Regions from separate parts of the Homo sapiens genome. Here region 2 is linked to region 1. A link is an interaction called in ENCODE POLR2A ChIA-PET data of the cell type or tissue named here. Cell type or tissue: GM12878. All regions are shown on one strand. Links, peaks and the distances in the headings refer to the core of each region. The heading gives the core; the rest is flanking DNA. Region 1 has its middle 71 kb from the start of NETO2. Region 2 has its middle 37 kb from the start of DNAJA2-DT.

Evidence for each region. ChIA-PET counts read pairs that join two places held together with the same protein. Peaks named below come from ENCODE experiments on the same cell type or tissue, not always from the same donor. Only the 100,000 strongest peaks of a DNase experiment are listed, where the experiment ranks them.
Region 2: POLR2A ChIA-PET joins it to region 1 with 6 read pairs; 2 of 35 experiments call an interaction of 5 or more read pairs at or near these places.

What each region holds. Positions count from the first base shown.
Region 1 is chr16:47,070,564-47,075,948 of GRCh38, reverse strand. No RefSeq gene overlaps it. Among named protein-coding and RNA genes, the nearest start is that of NETO2, 71 kb to the left of the region's middle. In GM12878, for the core only: no CTCF peak of the experiment used is centred there; a DNase peak (open chromatin) is centred at 2,138; H3K27ac peaks cover 733 bases.
Region 2 is chr16:47,007,624-47,013,008 of GRCh38, reverse strand. No RefSeq gene overlaps it. Among named protein-coding and RNA genes, the nearest start is that of DNAJA2-DT, 37 kb to the right of the region's middle. In GM12878, for the core only: no CTCF peak of the experiment used is centred there; no DNase peak of the experiment used is centred there.

The sequences.
Region 1 (5,385 bases), core at 143-5,142:
TTTACAAAAAAACACAACAAAAAGGCAGGTGTGTCACTGAGAAAGAAAAGCCTTTTGTGTCCAGAACACATTCTACCCTCAAGATGAGAAGTGTAGCCAAAGCAGTTCTATACAGAGATTTTTCTATTATGATAAAAAATATATACATAAATAAGATTTCCTGGAAGAGAATGCTCTTTTTTGCTTTGCTTTGACCAAAATGATTAAAAGACCAAGTCAGGAAAGTTTTTCTTTCTGAATTGTTTTTGATAGCTGACTGACAGCCACAGCTACCTGCTATAAAAGATAAAATTATGTCTTTAACTGTATCAGTGCATAAATTTTTCCTTTGAATTTGAAGGAAGCTGCTATTGCTGACATTGTTTTGCCCTGTGGGTATACTTATGGCCTAAGTCCTTTTCTGTTTTTTGTTTTTTGTTTTTGAGAAGGAGTATTCTCTCTGTTGCCCAGGCTGGAGTGCAGTGGTGTGATCTCGGCTCACTGCAAGCTCCGCCTCCCGGGTTCACACCATTCTCCTGCCTCAGCCTCCCGAGTAGCTGGGACTACAGGTGCCTGCCACCACGCCCGGCTATATTTTTTTTGTATTTTTTTAGTAGAGACGGGGTTTCACCGTGTTAGCCAGTATGGTCTCAATCTCCTGACCTCGTGATCCGCCCGCCTCGGCCTCCCAAAGTGCTGGGATTACAGGCATGAGCCACCATGCCCGGCCTAGCCTAAGTCCTTTTCTAATATGAATCAGTCAGCTCTTTGCCACTAGAAATAGTATGGTGCCTGTTACTTTGGAAGCACCTCCTTGTACTCCAAACTCTGCAAGAGAGGCACCAAATGAGCCTCTGTTGTTCCCCATCCTGCCATTTTTAATTGCTAGATGGCAGTCTCTGCTTCTGGAAGGACCTCACTGAGCTGCTCTTCTGCAGGGGTGGGAGAAGGGCCTGCCTTTCCGCAGGAGCCCTGTGGGTGTTCTCTCCATCATTTAAAAATAAGCACTCCCCACATGCCATACACTGTTCCTGTCCTGCTGTTACTGCCTCCATTTTTTTTTTTTTTTTTTTTTTTTTTGAGGCAGAGTCTCTATCACCCGGCCTGGAGTGCAGTGACGTGATCTCGTTCACTGCAACCTCCGCCTCCTGGTTCAAGCAATTCTCCTGCCTCAGCCTCTAAGTAGCTGGAATATTTAGGTGCCTGCCATTACACACGGCTCATTTTTATTAGAGACGGGGTTTTGCCATGTTGGCCAGGCTGGTCTCGAACTCCTGACCTCAGGCAATCCACCCGCCTCAACCTCCCAAAGTGCTGGGATCACAGGAGTGAGCCATCGCACCTGGCCACTGCCTCATTTCTTGGCTTTTCCCCATTACCCACAAATAACTCACAGATTTTTTTTTTATGGAGTCTCCTTTTGTCACCCAGGCTGGAGTGCAATGGTGCAATCTCAGCTCACTATAACTTCCACCTTCCGGGTTCAAGCTATTCTTGTGCTTCAGCCTTCCAAGTAGCTGGGATTACAGGCGTGTGCCACCACACCCAGCTAATTTTTGCATTTTTAGTAGAGACAGGGTTTTGCCATGTTGCCCAGGCTGGTCTCAAACTCCTGACCTCAGGTGAACTACCCACCTCAGGTGAACTACCCGCCTCAGCCTCCCAAAGTGCTGGGATTACAGGCGCGAGCCACTATGCCCAGCCAGAAACTGCCTTTATCCAAAGCCATGTCTTAAAGCATGCGCCGGGGAATGCTTCTGTTTTAAGCTGGCATTCTCACCTCTTTGCCCTGAAAAAAAACAGCTTGCTTCTCTTCCCCTCATCAGGTAGGCAAAGAAAGTGATTGCACACTGTTTTTAATTGCAGGTTTACATAAACCCACAATTCGAGAGCATTGATTTGTTGGACTGTAATCTACGCTTTAACACACTGAGCTGCATTTAGGCAGCGTGCCAGATGTGTAAAGTTGGGATTTAATGACATTTCAGTAGCAGCCCCAGAATTTAGTACAGTACTACTGTCGAATACTAATGTTCCACTAGCAAGAAAACAGAAACAGCTTCATCAGTTACCTTTTTGTCCCTTTCTTGAAGATGGAGAAACTGAAAGCAATTAACTGTTTCTTGGAAACTTCATCTTATAAAGAAACTCCAATCAAGAGCATCCCACCATAGTTGTGGCTATGTTCATGCTACTTTAGCAATCAACCAAAGATTAATTTTTAACACTTTAAAATATTATGCTGCCCATTTATGAAGTTGGGGATTTTCCTGATGACTTCATCAAGCATTTTTACTTTCTGAAACTGATTATGTACATGAAAAGTGCTACAAAGTCACCATGTGTTATTTCTGCTTTTCCATTTATTTTTAAATAGCAAAGGAGAAAATCTAACTTTTGAAAAAACACATATTCTGATCCTAAAGGATAGGGTTTCTCAAGCTCAGCACTGCTGATGTTTTGGACTGGGTAACTCCTCGCGGTGGGAGGGCCAGCCTGTGCACTGCAAGGGGCAGCAGACCACCCCCAGCAGTGATGAGCAAAACTGTCCCCAGACATGGCCAGAGTCTCCTCTGAGAAGGTGATACAGGGAAGGAGAGGGGCAAAGTCAAGCCCAGTTGAGAACCACTGCTATAGAAAACAAAATTACACTAAAAACTGTTGAATTCTACTTTAAAGAAATATTTCAAACTTATGAAAGGGTTTGGAGAACAATGAGTACCAACATACCTGGACCCTGCTAAAGAAGTTATGTCTGTAAACACAATTACACCCCACTGCGGTCCTCTCCTGGCTTTACTTTCCCCCAGAGATCCTGACCATGGTGGTGATCGTTCCCCTGCGGGTATTAGTTAGAAGTTAACTGCTGTTTCTCTAACACTTGTGGCTGATCTTCAGAGTTTCTCATGCCTATATCAAATCTACAGTTGCTATTTCTACCCTCTTTCTGAACAAAACAAGAACCATACAACGCCTGAGCCGTATTCACCCCTCTTCCATCTTATGTTATTTTCATTTAGTATTTTAGTTACTTGTTTTTTATATTTCCCCAAAATGGCCAGTTTTTTAAATCTTTATGTTCCTTTATTGGAGCAAGATTCCTGATTGGTATACAGTGATGTATTTACTAAACAGAGACCTGTGCAGAAATTACATACTATTCATCTAGATACATTGCTACACTTTTGCCTATTGATGGACCCATTCCATTTATCAAGTTTTATACATCAAAAAGCTTGTGAATTTCACCAGACTGTCCGTTAATTCACCTCTGAAAAAAGTGGCATTTAATTTCAGCTATTATATTTTACAGCATTAAAAAGCTTATGCATTAGGGTACTTCTCTGCACAATGGCATTAAGCAGACAGAGCTGAGTCCATTATCCCACCCCAATGTTTTTGTTTTTATGGTAAATACTTAGATTTTTCTCTATGTTTATCTGCTCATTTTCTCTCCATACTTTATTGCATTCCGACCTTACATCTGGGATCACTTTCCTTCTGCCTTCCTTTAAAAATTATTTATTGACACTGCTGGGTGATCTGTTCAGTTTTTGCTTTTCGGAAAATCCCTGTTTCCTCCTTCTTGTATGATACTTTATCTGGGTATGAAAGACTGCATTGACTGTTCCTTTCCCACAGTGCTTATTTCATGATCATGATCATGACTTCTTTTATAAACCTAAGTTCCCATATCTTTAATCTGTCTTTTCCCACTTAACTGATTCCACAATATTGTTTAGCCATTTCACTACAATATGTCTACATGTGTATTTATTTTTATATTTTTCTTGTGATTCCATATGCTTCTTCAGTCTAAAGATAAGTATCATTCTGGAAAATTCTTTCATGTTTCTTAACTTTCAGTATTTCCATGTCTTCATATTTTCATTGTGATACACATTTTCTCTTAGCCACGTCTCATCTTCTGTGTAACTGCCCAATGAGTACTTAATGAGTACTTAATGTGAATGATTATATTGTTTATTTCCAGAAATCCTATTTAGTCCCTTTAATTTTTTTTTTTTTTTTAAGAGACGGAGTTTTGCCATGTTGCCCAGGCTGGTCTCGAACTCCTGAGCTCAAACGATCCACCCACCTTGGCCTCCCAAACTAGGATTACAGGTGTGAGCCACTGCACCTGGCCTAGTTCTTTTAAAAATTTGCCTGCTCTTTTTCTATGGTTTCTTTTCCTGCGTTTTTCTTTCTCTTTTTTTTTCTCTTTTAACGAATTTAACCATTTTGTTTGTTTGTTTGTTTGTTTGTTTTTTGAGACAGGATCTTGCTGTGTTTCCCAGGCTGGAGTGCAGTGGCACCATCACAGCTCACTACAGCCTTGATCTCCCGGGCTCAAGTGATCCTCCCACCGTAGCCTCCCAAGTAGCTGGGATTACAGGCACATGCCACCATGCCCAGCTATTTTTTGCAGTTTTTGTAGAGACTAAGTTTCATCATGTTGCCCAGGCTAGTCTCGAACTCCTGACCTTAGGTGACTTGCCCACCCCAGCCTCCCAAAGTGCTGGGATTACAGGCATGAGCCACTGGGGTGCCCGGCCGATTTCCTTTTTTTTTTTTTTTTGAGACAGAGTCTCGCTCTGTCACCAGGCTGGAGTGTAGTGGTGCGATCTCAGCCCACTGCAACCTCTGCCTCCCAGGTTCAAGCGATTCTCCTGCCTCAGCCTCCTGAGTAGCTGGGACTACAGGCACATGCCACCACGCCCAGCTAATTTTTGTATTTTCAGTAGAGATGGGTTTTCACCATGTTGGCCAAGATGGTCTCAATCTCTTGACCTCATGATCCGCCCACCTCAGCCTCCCCAAGTGCTGGGATTACAGGTGTGAGCCACTGCACCCAGCCCGATTTCCTTCTTTTTTAATGCTCGGTAGTATCCTATTATATGTAACGGGATACTATTATCCCATGTGGGTATGCATATATACACACACACACCACATTTTCTTTATCCTTCCCTCCACGGATGGTCACGTAGGTAAATTCTGTATCTTGGCTATTGTGAATAGTGCTATGCAGTAAACATGGGAATGCAGATATCTCTTCAACATATTGATTTCATTTCCTCTGGAAAATACCCAGAGTGGGACTGCTGGATCATATAGTAGATCCACTTTTTTAATTTTTGGAGAAACCTCCGTGCTGTTTTCCATAATTGCTGTACTAATTTACATGCCCACCTACAGTGTGCAGGGTTTTCCTTTAATGGCCGTTCTAACAGGTGTGAAGTTATATCTCATTGTGCTTTTAATTTGCATTTATCTGATGATTCGTTATTTGGGGCAGTTTTTCATATGCCTGTTGCATTTGTATGTCTTCTTTTGAGGGATGTCTGTTTAAATTATTTGTCCTGAAATCTTTTTTATATGGTTTATTTTTGTCAAATCAAGAAG
Region 2 (5,385 bases), core at 93-5,092, 63 kb after region 1:
TCAGGAGGCTGAGGTGGGAGGATCACATGAGCCTGGAATATAGAGGTTGCCATGAACCGTGATTGTGCCACTGCACTCCAGCCTGGGCAATAGAGTGAGACCCTGTCTCAACAATAACAATAAATAAATAAATAAGAAATAAGAAAACTCTCCCAGTCATTGCTATGGTTTGAATATTTGTTCCCTCCAAAACTCATGTTGAAATATAATCTCCAATAATTTGGCAGTACTGAGAGGGGAGGCCTTTAAGAGGTGATTGGGTCATGAGGGCCCTGCTTGTGTGAGTGGATTAACCCATTACTGGATTAATGGATGAATGGGTTATCATGGGAACTGGTGTCGTTATAAGAAGAGGAAGACAGAACTGAGCAAGCACACTCAGCCCCACACCCTGTGATGCCCTGCGCCACCTTGGGACTCTGCAGAGAGTCCTCACTAGCAAGAAGGCCCTCACCAGATGGAGCCCCTTGGCCTTGGACTTCTCAGCCTCCATAACTATAAGAAAAATATTCCTTTTCTTCCTAGATTTCCCAGTTTTGGGTATTCTAAAATAGAAAATAGACTAAGATGATCATTGAAACACTTAAATATATAGAAAGATTTCTTTTTTGAACAAGAAGAACGTATTTATACAGACAATTTGGGATGTATGTATCTTGTTTCTAGGTCAGCAATGGTGGGTGGATTATTTGCATCTGATTAGTCCTAGAACATTTTACTCTCTCCTTTTCTAGTCATTCTTCTCCTTCAATGTTCTCACTCTATGTCATTTTGGTGTTCCACTTGAGTCTCACAGACTATTTGATATTTCCTCTAATTAGCATTTCTTCCATGGCTTCTCAGAGTTGTTACATGTCATTCTGCTATTTTTTTAAATAATAATTTGTTTTAAAGCGATGAGGTCTTCTAGGGTTTTTATGGTTTTAGGTCTAACGTTTAAGTCTTTAATCTGTCTTGAATTAATTTTTGTAACTAAAGAGCTTCTGCACAGCAAAAGAAACTACCATCAGAGTGAACAGGCAACCTACAAAATGGGAGAAAATTTTCGCAACCTACTCATCTGACAAAGGGCTAATATCCAGAATCTACAATGAACTCAAACACACTTACAAGAAAAAAAAAAACCCATCAAAAAGTGGGCGAAGGACATGAACAGACACTTCTCAAAAGAAGACATTTATGCAGCCAAAAAACATGAATAAATGCTCACCATCACTGACTATCAGAGAAATGCAAATCAAAACCACGATGAGATACCATCTCACACCAGTTAGAATGGCAATCATTAAAAAGTCAGGAAACAACAGGTGCTGGAGAGGATGTGGAGAAATAGGAACACTTTTACATTGTTGGTGGGACTGTAAACTAGTTCAACCATTGTGGAAGTCAGTGTGGCAATTCCTCAGGGATCTAGAACTAGAAATACCATTTGACCCAGCCATCCCATTACTGGGTATATACCCAAAGGACTGTAAATCATGCTGCTATAAAGACACATGCACACATATGTTTACTGTGGCACTATTCACAATAGCAAAGACTTGGAACCAACCCAAATGTCCAACAATGATAGACTGGATTAAGAAAATGTGGCACATATACACCATGGAATACTATGCAGCCATAAAAAATGATGAGTTCATGTCCTTTGTGGGGACATGGATGAAATTGGAAATCATCATTCTCAGTAAACTATCGCAAGAACAAAAAACCAAACACTGCATATTCTCACTCATAGGTGGGAATTGAACAATGAGAACACATGGACACAGGAAGGGGAACATCACACTCTGGGGACTGTTGTGGGGTGGGGGGAGGGGGGAGAGATAGCTTTAGGAGATATACCTAATGCTAAATGACGAGTTAATGGGTGCAGCACACCAGCATGGCACATGTATACACATGTCACTAACCTGCACATTGTGCACATGTACCCTAAAACTTAAAGTATAATAATAATAAAAAATAAAAGTAAAAAAATAAAAATAAAATAAAATAAAATAAAAAAATAAAAAAATAAAAGAGATGAGGTCTCACTGTATTGCCCAGGCTGGTCTTGAAATCCTGGGCTCAAGCTATCCTCTTGCCTCGGCTTCCCAGAATGCTGGGATTACAGGTGTGAGCCAATGTGTCCAGCTTTATTCTACTATGTTTGTACTTCTTGCTTTTAAGTCTTTGATAAAGTAATAACATCTCAGAATATATAACTCTTACAAATGCTTAGGTAAACTGTATTAATAAGAGTCAACACTTATTAAGCATCAGAAATTTTTTCAAGGGATTTACCTGCATTGACTTAGTAATTCTACAAGGTAGGTACCTATCACTCCCTCATTTCACAAATGGAGGAACCAAGACATGAAGAGGTTAGGTCACATGGCTCGTAAATCATGCTCAGCCCTGAACTCCTGCAGCCTCCCCCAGGGCCCTTTCTATTAGCCACTCCACTGTGCCATGCTATATTGCAGAAGGCAGATGCTAAGATGGCCCCCAAATTCCCACCCACTGTTGTACACAGCCTGAGTGTGAGTGGGCTTACAAATATAATGAGATATCACAATAATGATTATGTTTCTTTATACAAAAAGAGGGATTTTGCAGATATGATTAAGGTCCCTGATCAGTTGACTTTGAGTTAATTTTAAAAAACTATCTTAGGTGGATCTGACCTAATCAGTTGAGCCCTTAAAAGGCCTGAGTCCTTTTGGAAGTCAGAGATTTAAAGTGTGAGAAGAGGCCACATTGCAAATATAACAGAATGATCTCTAGGAGCTGGGAGTGGTCCCTAGTCAACAGCTATCAAAACCACTGGGGCCTTAGTCCTACAGTTGCAAGGATATTAGTTCTGACAACCTGAGGGAAACCAGGAGTGGATCTTCCCCTAGTGGAGCCTCCAGATGAAGGCTGCTGGCTGACACCTTGATGGCAAGGTGAGACCCTGAGCAAACACCCCAGCTACACTGTGCCCAAACCTCAGACCTATATGAATTAGCTGATGGCCAGGCACGGTGGCTCATGCCTGTAATCCCAGCACTTCGGGAGCCAAGGTGGGTGGATCACCTGAGATCAAGAGTTTGAGACAGCCTGACCAAAAATTAGCTGGGCGTGGTGATGGGTGCCTGTAATCCCAGCTACTCGGTAGGCTGAGGCAGGAGAATTGCTTGAACTGGGGAGGTGAATATTGCAGTGAGCAAAGATTGCACCACTGCACTCCAGTCTGAGTGACAGAGTGAGACTCAGTCTCAAAAAAATAAAAGTAGGCCAGGTGTGGTGGCTCACACCTGTAATCCCAGCACTTTGGGAGGCCAAGACAGACGGATCACATGAGGTTAGGAGTTCGAAACCAGCCTGACCAACATGGTGAAACCCTGTCTCTACTAAAAATACAAAAATTAGCCAGGCATGGTGGTGGGCGCCTGTAATCCCAGCTGCTTGGGAGGCTGAGGCAGGAGAATCACTTGAACCCGGGAGGTGGAAGTTGCAGTGAGCCGCGATCATGCCATTGCACTCCACCCTGGGTGACAAGAGCAAAACTCCATCTCAAAAATAAATAAATAAATAAAATAAAATAAAAATAAATAAATATTAAATAAAAAATTTTTAAAAGGGATATCCTGAAATATGCATACTTTTTTTTTTAGAAAGTCACTAGGGGATGGGCATAGAAAGCCATATGTTAGTTGAAGGTCTTAGTGGGTAGTAACGCCTGTGAAGTGGAGGAAGCAGGAAAGAAAAGGGGGACAGGCGCCGTGGCTCACTCTTGTAATCCAAGCACTTCAAGAGGCCAAGGTGGGCGGATCACTTGAGGTTAGGAGTTCAAGACCAGCCTGGCCAACATGAGGAAACTCTGTCTCTACAAAACATACAAAAATTAGCCAGGTGTGGTGGTGGGTGCCTGTAGTCCCAGCTACTCGGGAGGCTGAGGCAGGAGAATTGCTTGAACCCAGGAAGTGGAGGCTGCAGTGAGCCGAGATCATGCCACTGCACTCCAGCCTAGGTGACAGAGCAAGGCTGTGTCTCAAAAACAAAAACAAAAACAAAAACAAAACAAAACAAAAAAACGGAGAAGGAGAAGAGGATAGCTAAGAAATGCAGAGGTGCAGAGTTATTAGTTCCAGGATCAACAGTTGCAAAACAACATGAATGGGTTTTATGGGCTCACCGCATGCTTGAAATTATCCTGGGTGGGCCTAATCTAATCAGGTGAGTCCTTAAAAGGGACTAGACATGCCCAGCTGAACTTGGAGAAATCCACACACACCTTTCTACACAGAGATGTCACTGACTGATTTCACAGTTGAGCACCCATTGTAGGTCCAGAAAATCCTGCTGAATTCACTCCCTCAGCATACAACTGGGTTCTTCTCTGCATCAGTTTGGTATCACTTGATCCCTTAGAACTGTCCCTGTTGCCTCCCTGCTTTTTTTCCTTTACTCTGTTTTATCCATCAAACACACAGTAGATATTTATCAATTAATTACAAGAAAGTGAAACTGAACCAGAAACATTAAAAAATGCTTCAAGGAAATGCCTTTGTGTTAAGTCAGACAGGAGTTCCCTGCCCTGACTGCCTTATCACTTTACATTTCCAGACATTCTTTTATTTTTATTTTTATTATTTTATTACTTTTTATATTTTATTTTTCTTTTCTTTTATTTTTATTTTTATTTTTGAGACAGGGTCTCGCTCTGTCACCAGGCTGGAGTACAGTGGTGCAATCTCGGCTTACTGCAACCTCTGCCTCCTGGGTTCAAGCGATTGTCTTGCCTCAGCCTCCCCAGTAGCTGGGAATATTACAGGTGCGTGCCACCATGCCTGGCTAATTTTTTTGTATTTTTAGTAGATACAGGATCTCACCATGTTGGCCATGCTGGTCTTGAACTCTTGACCTCAAGTGATCTGCCCACCTCAGCTTCCCAAAGTGCTGGGATTTTCCTAAGAGTCCTCCAAATTAAAACATACACCAAGGTAGCACAAATGAAAGCAAAACTCATGTCTTGACAGCTTCTCTACCTTTTTTTTTTTTTTTTTTTTTTTTGTGAGAGGGGTTCTCACTCTGTTGCCCAGGCTGGTCTGGAACCCCTGGGCTCAAGCAATTCTCCTACTTCGGCCTCCCAAAGTGCTGGGATTACAGGTGCGAGTCACTGCACCCAGCCTAGCTTCTCTACTTTGGCCAGTTAAATCAACTTTCATTGGCTTGTAATGCACCATGGGATCTCAGGTTCACTCTACCAGCATCCCTGAAATTCACAATTGTGTAAGCAAGACACCAAAGTGAAAAACCATTAAAGGGAAAGATAAAAAGATCTGACTGCAAAAAATTTCTGAACATGAAAAAAAAAAACTAAAAGGCCAGCAATAAACTGAGAAAAGAATTGGATAT